Linked DNA regions of Homo sapiens: all the other regions are linked to region 1. A link is a loop called in an ENCODE intact Hi-C map of the cell type or tissue named here. Cell type or tissue: heart right ventricle. All regions are shown on one strand. Region 1 overlaps GET1-SH3BGR (GET1-SH3BGR readthrough). Region 2 overlaps BRWD1 (bromodomain and WD repeat domain containing 1). Region 3 overlaps BRWD1 (bromodomain and WD repeat domain containing 1).

Region 1 (2,500 bases):
AAGAGGCATCAGGGCCAGGCATGGTGATACAGGGGTCCCCAAGAAAGGGCAGCCTGACACAGGAGTCAGGGTCTGTAGGGTGAGGGAGACAGACATACAAGACAAGAAGGAACCCTGCCAGGGTCGGAGCCCAGGTGGGGAGAGGCATGCATTCACTTGGGTAACAGTGGGCGGTGGACACCAGAGATTAATTACAAAAGGGTGATCACAGAAATAAACATATTGAGAGTAACGGAAGCCAGTCTTCTCACTTTCAACAAAGACACTTAGAAAGATGCCTCAGCCTGGCATGGTGGCTCGGCCTGCAACCCTAACACTCTGGAGGCCGGGGTGGGAGGATCTCTTGTATACAGGAGTTCAAGGCTACAGTGAGCTGAGATCATGCCATGGGACTCCAGCCTGGGCGACAGGGTGAGACCTTGTCTCAAAAAAAAAAGGGGGACAAAAGAAAAAAGGCCAGGTTCGGTGTCTCATGCCAATAATCCCAGCACTTTGGGAGGCCAAGGCAGGTGAATCGCTTGAGCCCAGGAGTTCAAGACCAGCCTTGGCAACATGGTGAAACCCTGTCTCTACAAAAAATATGAAAAATTAGCCACTTTCATAACCTGGTGAAGGAAGGAAGGGAAGAAGGGAGGAAGGGAGGGAGGAAGGAAGGAAGGAAGGCAGGCAGGCAGGCGTCTCGGAGAGAAGCAGAATGAATCTTGTGGTGTTGGCTTCAATTGGAGATCTGTGGTTTCCACAGATAGGCAGAGAAATACAGACATAAACAAAGAAGCACGCTCCCCAGGCTGGCCTGGCTGGTCCCTGTGAGCAGAGGGGCCCCGCATGACCTGGAGGCCCGCCTGCGCAGCCCCCGCAGGCCCCTGTTCCCTGCACCAGCCCCAGCCGTCCACTCTCCAGGGAACGGCCCGGCCACGGCACCGGGATGGGAGAGGTGACTGGAGCGCAACGGAGGAGTCGGCAGTGACCGCCAGGTGGCGCCCGCAGATCTGCCGGGAAGGCCTAGTCCAAGGACTGCGCGGGCGCCCCAAGACCAGATCCCTCAGTGGCGCCTCTGGCACCTACCCCAAGGGATCAGCGAACATCCCCAAATCCCAGTCCCACACCAGCGGATGAGACACAATGAGAACACAGCACTGCCTCTCAGAAATCCCTACCAAGTATCAGACATGCCAGTAGGCGTCCCTTCTGCGAAATCACTGGCCTCTGACACCCACAAATGACAGCCATGAAAGTCAAGGGAAGACTGGGAAACTCCTCCAGACAGGAGGCTAGAGGCCGGGAAATGCAATGCATGATTCCGAACTGGGTCCTTTCCCTGTTAAGGACATTACTGCGAAACGTGGGGAACCTGCATGGGGTCTGAGGATCAGATCGTGGTAACGTACTTGACGCCTGCATTAGATCTCGGCTCACTGCAACCTCGACTTCCTGGGCTCAAGCGATACTCCCACCTGAGCCTCCTGAGCATCTGGGACTACAGGCCTGCACCACCACACTCGACTAATTTTTTTTTAGTTTTAGTAGACACACGGTTTCACTATGTTGCCAGTGAACTCCTGAGCTCAAGCGATCCGCCAGCCTCGGCCTCCCAAAGTGCTGGGATTAAAGGCGTGAGCCACTGTGCCCGGCCCCCAAGATTCTTTTGAATACCAAAGTATCTCGGAATGAGGGGGTTTGGGTTGACAACTTCCAAATGGTTCAGGAAACAAAATCAGTTATCGGTATTGACTGTATATAACTTTTCTGCACATTTGTGTTTGTTTCGAAATTTTAAAAATAGATTAATAAAGACGAAATGTTATAGTGTATCTAAAGTGTGCCTGGCACACAATAAATCAGATCCCCCCCCCTCCCCCTTCCAGCTTACAGGTCTCCTCCGCCTGCCGCACAGTAGGGACAACTCTCCATTTAGAGCTTGGAAGCCGCGACCCGCCAGTCGCCTGAGGGTGTCTGCGCATGCGCGTGGTTTCTGACCCGCCCAGTGATGCCGCCTACCAGCGCCTGCGTGATGAGGCAAAAGTGGGGGGGGGGAGTGTGGGGAGTAGGGGGGGTGGAGGGGTCTAGGGGCTCATGCGCAGCGTGTTCACTGCAGCGCAGCTTCTGGCAGCCTTTGCGCAGGGAGTAGGGGGTTCAAATCCAGCTCTCTTTGTGGTGCCTCTGCCCTGGCCACTACCCAGCACTATAACCGAAGGAGCTATACTCCAGCCTGATCCACTCTGGAGAAGGAAATAGGAATGGGCCAAATTCTCTTAGATGAATCACAAAATTATCTTTCAAAAGCAAGGAAAATCTACAGACACTGCTAAGGACTTTTTGATAATTTCGCCTTATACAAATTACACTTCAATAAATCTGACTTTTAAAACCATATTTTAAAAAGAAAAAGAGATTCCAAGACATTATTTAGCATTATAGGGAATACACAAAACAACTCAGGAATGGGAGGTGAGTGAAGGCAGAAGGGTGAACTTCAGGAAAACTGAAGGCAGCTTTGTAA
Region 2 (2,500 bases), 170 kb after region 1:
TGCAGTGGCATGATGATAGCTCACTGTAGCCTCGACCTGCCAGGCTCAAGCAATCCTCCCACCTCAGCCTCTTGAATAGCTGGGGCTACAGGTGCGCACCAGTACGCCTGGCTAATTTTTTAATTTTAATTTTTGGTAAATTTGGGGTTTTGCCATGTTGTCCAGGCTGATCTTGAACCCCTGGGCTCATGCTGTCCTCCTGCCCTGTCCTCCCAAAGTGCTGGGATTACAGGTGTAATCCCAGCTTGCTGGGCCAGCTTTTAGGGTTGATGATATTTAACATATTTTCTTTATTGAGATTCAACAATTTTAAAAGGTACCTATATGCAGTATGAAAAGGGAGGGTAGTTTTGTTGGTTTTCTGTATGTGATTAAGTAATTTGTTAAGATTTTTGTCCTCTTCAGTTCAATATAATTGCTTCGGTGTCCAATGTATTGCCTATGACTATGATCAAGTTGAGAGCATTAGAAGGTTATTCATTATAACTTTGCACTTATGGTTTAATTATTATTTCACAGTTGTTTAATTCACATGCTGCATTTTTTCACTTGGTTTCTATCTTCTCATTTTCTAAGCCCTAAATTGTCTACTTTATTTTGAAGGAGGCTGTCTGCGTTAGTTTGGGAAGTCAGATATATAGAACATAATGCCAGAACATTTAACGAACCTGAGAGTGTAATTGCAAGATCAGCTAAAAAGATAACTGACCAACTTTTAAAATTTATCAAGTAAGTAATTTCATAGATGTTGTGTAAAAGTGACTGCATATTGTGCTATTAACAATCATCTAGTTTTGCCGGGCGTGGTGGCTCATGCCTGTTAATCCCAGCACTTTGGGAAGTGAAGGCCGTCAGATCACTTGCGGTCAGGCATTTGAGACCAGCGTACCAACATGGTGAAACCCCGGCTCTACTAAAAAAAATACAAAAATTAGCCGGGCGTGGTGGCGGGTGGCTGAGGTGGGAGAATTGCTTGAACCCAGGAGGTGGTGGTTACAGTGAGCCCAATCGTGTGTGGATCGTGCCATTGCACTCCAGCCTGAGTAACAAGAGCAAAACTCTGTCTCCAGAAAAAAAAAAAAAAAGGAAAAAAAAATCATCTAGTTTTGTTTTTTACTCAGAACTATACTTTTTTAATGCTTTACTTTAGATGACATTTCTTTACATACATAATTTAAGTAAAAGTCTGAGAAACTGAATAATTCAGTTTTTCAACTTTTTAAAATTTTGAAATAATTTTATACTCCAGAAAGTTGCCATTTGCCTTTCATCTAGTCTCCCCTTAGGTTAACATTTTATATAACTACGGTATACTTATGAAATGTTAAAAAAAAAATCTTGGTACCATGCTATTGACAGAAAGTGTAGAATTTATTTGGATTTCACTAGTTTTTACACCCTTTTATGTTTCAGAATCTAATCCAGAATCCCCATCAAATTTAGCGTTTTGTTTTCTTAGTCTCCTTCAGTTTTTTCTTGTCTTTATCACCTCATCATTTTTATGAATGTTACTTATTTTATAGAGTATAGTTATGTTACTTATTTTATAGAGTATATTTAATTGGATTTTGTTTGGTATTTTCCCATGATTATGTTGTTTTAATGTTTCAGATTATGTCCTGTGAAAATGTTTGTATACGTGTGAATATTCTGTAGATTTTCTTAAATTCAGAAGTATTCAGAATCAAAGAATGTAAACTGACTTGGAAATTCAGACCCAGGTTCTAGTCTGCTCTATTCTAGTGAGCATTCTTAATTTAGAAACAGTGCCATCGTTTTCAGCATCTAGCTGAAAACTGGGGAGTAACTGATTCTTGTCAGCTTTCTTGGTTTGATTCTGTCCTAAGTCTTGGAGACTCATACGTAAGTTACCTCCTCCCCAGAATCACCTTCTTGTTCTTACTTCAGGAAAATTATCTACCCATTTTTGTCTCCTTTATGCTTAGATATCCATATTTCAGCATTCTTTTTTTCTCCTGTGTGTACAGTAAGATACTATTTGCTTTAATTTCAATTCCTTTTTCCCTTATATATATATGTATATATATATATTTTTTTTACCTTAAATCAACTGTTTTCCTGGTACTTATTGTGTGAATACTGCTATTGATGATACTTAGAAAAACTCATCCATGTATTCATCCAATTGAGGCCATACATATATTATTTTTGGATTACCTGCTTAATTTGGATACATACTTAACGGAAAACAAGAAAAACCTTCAAGATTCTAAATTAGGATTTAAGATGGCTAGTTACGTTTACAAAGGGTTGGGGGAAAACCTGATATTCCTCTGTTTGAAATTAGGCACGTATAGGTTGGTGAACTGTTTATATTTTAATGTATAATTTGAATCCTTGCCAACAAGTCACTACATCTGCATACTATTAAAGTGAAAATTTGTTTTTTAGGAATCAACACTGTACAAATATCTCAGAACTTTCTAACACATCTGAAAATGATGAGCAAAATGCTGAGGATTTGGTATGAAGTTTGTTG
Region 3 (2,500 bases), 200 kb after region 1:
CTTAGAATTTCACTGGAAAAACATGTGAATCACATAAGTTAGTTGGCAAAAGGAACTGATGTGTATGTGGTGGGGTTGCTTTGAATAAAGTATTTCCTAACCTATTCTGGGGAGAACGCTCAACTGATCTTAGAGAAGTGTGAAATCAGTTTCATAGACTTAGGGAAAAATCTGAAGTGCTTGCACTGTGAGGGCAGAGGCCTGCCTCATTAGTCTAGCTGTATGAACATGTCAGTCCACAGAAGCAGTTTTTACCTGTACTCATCTGCCCTTCAGTCAGCTTTGTGACAGAAGGGCAAACATCTTCACAGAAGAAAAAGTTCAGAAGGTTGGCATTGGTGGTTTCATTGCTACAGAATAATAGTGTTACTTGATAGTATCTGACTAAAAGAGCTCTCATTTTCTAGTACTTAGTAGTAAAAAGAATGTGGTGGAGTCCTCCAGATGTCTAGTGTGGGTGGAGGATATCAACTGGTTATTTCAGTGATCTACAGCCTTACCTTTTGAATGCTAAATGTCTGGAAACTTCAGGCAGGGTCCTACAAAACAAACTGCCATCAAGATTGGTGTGTACCATGAAGGCAGTTTTAGATAGTTTGACTGTTCATGGCTGCAAGAAAGACCTAAAATTCAAGGGCCCGTGAACTTCAGATACGTAAAAGGAATATCACTTCTGTTCTAGAAGAGTACTAATTAGACTTGTTTGTGAAATTTGAAAATTTGGCTTTGAGACACTGGTAACAAACATATCTGAGCCCTCCTAAGTTTGGTCAGCACGGAGTAGTAGCTCTGGCATCATGTGGCTGTGTAGAGCTCCAGTGTGATTTCAAGCCCCCTCTAAAAACTGCCTTAGTCTGCATGAAGTAGTTAACTCTCCAAAGTGCTTTTTGTCTGGCAAATCCCTTCACAATTTTCACCTCTCGTCTAAAAGCTTCCTTAAAGGAAGCCTTCCTTGATCCCTTAGGCTAGGTTAGGTTTCCAGTCTGTGTTCTCATAGCACTCTGCACTTTTTGGTTCCTTAAAGCAACTCTGTGTTATTTTTTAGAATTTTAATCTGAATCTCGTGTGTCACATACCTAGGTCAGAAAATACTGGAACAATGAAGTTAAGATTTAGTAATTCAAATTATGTAAAATGCTCATATATATGTTTTTAGATTAGCAGCTTTATGATGCCGATGCTGAAGGAACTTTTCACCCCATTCTTACAAGTCTGCTACTGTTTTAAGTGACATCCTTATAGTTGTAGATAAGCAAATGTAAGGTTATATCAATGTGAAGAAGCCCTTAGTATCACATTTTAAAATTTATCATTTAGCAATATGACTTTTAAATTTATTGTTTCCGAATGAGTGTTGTTGAGGAATGTTAGCAGTAGTAAAATCTTGTGTTACAAGATTTTTGCATTTACATGAACTTTCACTCATTTTTCAGAATTTGTTCCTAGAGACAGAGAACCCAATACAAAAGTGAGAACATGTATGCATAATCAGAAGGATGCAGTGCAGATGCCTAGTGAAACTCTGAAAGCAAAAATGGTACCTGAGAAAGTTCCCCGCAGATGTGCTACTGTTGCTGCAAATAAAATAAAGATAATGAGTAATCTAAAAGAAACGATCTCAGGACCAGAAAATGTCTGGATTAGGAAGAGTAGCAGAAAACTGCCCCATCGAAATGCTTCTGCTGCGGCTAAGAAAAAATTACTGAATGTTTATAAAGAGGATGATACAACCATAAATTCTGAAAGTGAAAAAGAGCTAGAAGATATTAATAGAAAAATGCTTTTTTTAAGGGGGTTCAGATCCTGGAAAGAAAATGCACAATAGTGACTATGAGAATGTAGAAGTGGCATCTGAAAACAATTGGTACACAAGTAAACTGGCAGTTACATTCTGCTCCCAGCTCTAAAATTACTCCCTTATTGGCATCTTTGGAGGAATTTTCTAAAAGCCATAATCCAGTGGGTTCCTCCCAGTCAGCTCTTGTACAGACATGTGCTCTGGGGAATTCTGAGGAGGAAATAAATTGCAGAGTCTGTAGGTGGAGAGGTGGAAAGAAAAGACAAATGGCCTGCTATAAGACTACTATTCCTTTCCAGAATGCAAGGCCTTGAAGACATGATTCCTTAGAGGAAGAATATAATGGGAAGTGTACAGGCTAGGAAGAACTTGAAGTGAACAAATTTCAAAATCTTAACCTGATGCTAATTTTCAGGGTTCTCCATTACAGTGTAAAAATTCAGACCACGACAACTATGGTGTCATGAGGAAAAAAAATCAGGCATTTTTCCAAAGGAAGTGCTAATGGGCCTATTTGACTTCTGAGTGAAGCAAAAACTACCCAGATCCATTCCCTACAATTCACATCCCCAAAGGTCAAAAACAAACTAGGAGGACCTGGGAATTTCAGCTGGAGATACTGATTATTGAGTTCTGAAGTAGAGTGTTGGAAATAGGCAATTAGAGAAAGTCCATTGATGTCATTTTGTTTATAATATTGCA

The links. Hi-C counts contacts between places; a loop is a spot of excess contacts. Peaks named below come from ENCODE experiments on the same cell type or tissue, not always from the same donor. Only the 100,000 strongest peaks of a DNase experiment are listed, where the experiment ranks them.
Region 2: it touches region 1 in a loop (2.9-fold over the local background); 4 of 110 quality-filtered maps call a loop at or near these places.
Region 3: a loop joins it to region 1, with 4 times the contacts of the local background. A loop is called at or near these places in 53 of 110 quality-filtered maps.

Annotation. Positions count from the first base shown.
Region 1 is chr21:39,387,226-39,389,725 of GRCh38, reverse strand. All of the region lies in intron 1 of GET1-SH3BGR (GET1-SH3BGR readthrough), which reads right to left. The region is part of intron 1 of GET1 (guided entry of tail-anchored proteins factor 1); the gene reads right to left. Among named protein-coding and RNA genes, the nearest start is that of GET1-SH3BGR, 8.2 kb to the right of the region's middle. RefSeq lists an enhancer at 1,441-1,610. In heart right ventricle, CTCF peaks have their summits at 775 and 975 (motif pointing right); DNase peaks (open chromatin) are centred at 975 and 1,955; H3K4me3 peaks cover 1,793 bases; H3K27ac peaks cover 1,777 bases.
Region 2 is chr21:39,213,466-39,215,965 of GRCh38, reverse strand. BRWD1 (bromodomain and WD repeat domain containing 1) reads left to right here. Exons shown (of 41, transcript NM_033656.4): 32 at 604-729; 33 at 2,413-2,485. Among named protein-coding and RNA genes, the nearest start is that of PSMG1, 31 kb to the right of the region's middle. In heart right ventricle, no CTCF peak of the experiment used is centred here; no DNase peak of the experiment used is centred here.
Region 3 is chr21:39,186,351-39,188,850 of GRCh38, reverse strand. BRWD1 (bromodomain and WD repeat domain containing 1) reads left to right here. Exons shown (of 41, transcript NM_033656.4): 41 at 1-2,500. Among named protein-coding and RNA genes, the nearest start is that of PSMG1, 4.2 kb to the right of the region's middle. In heart right ventricle, no CTCF peak of the experiment used is centred here; no DNase peak of the experiment used is centred here.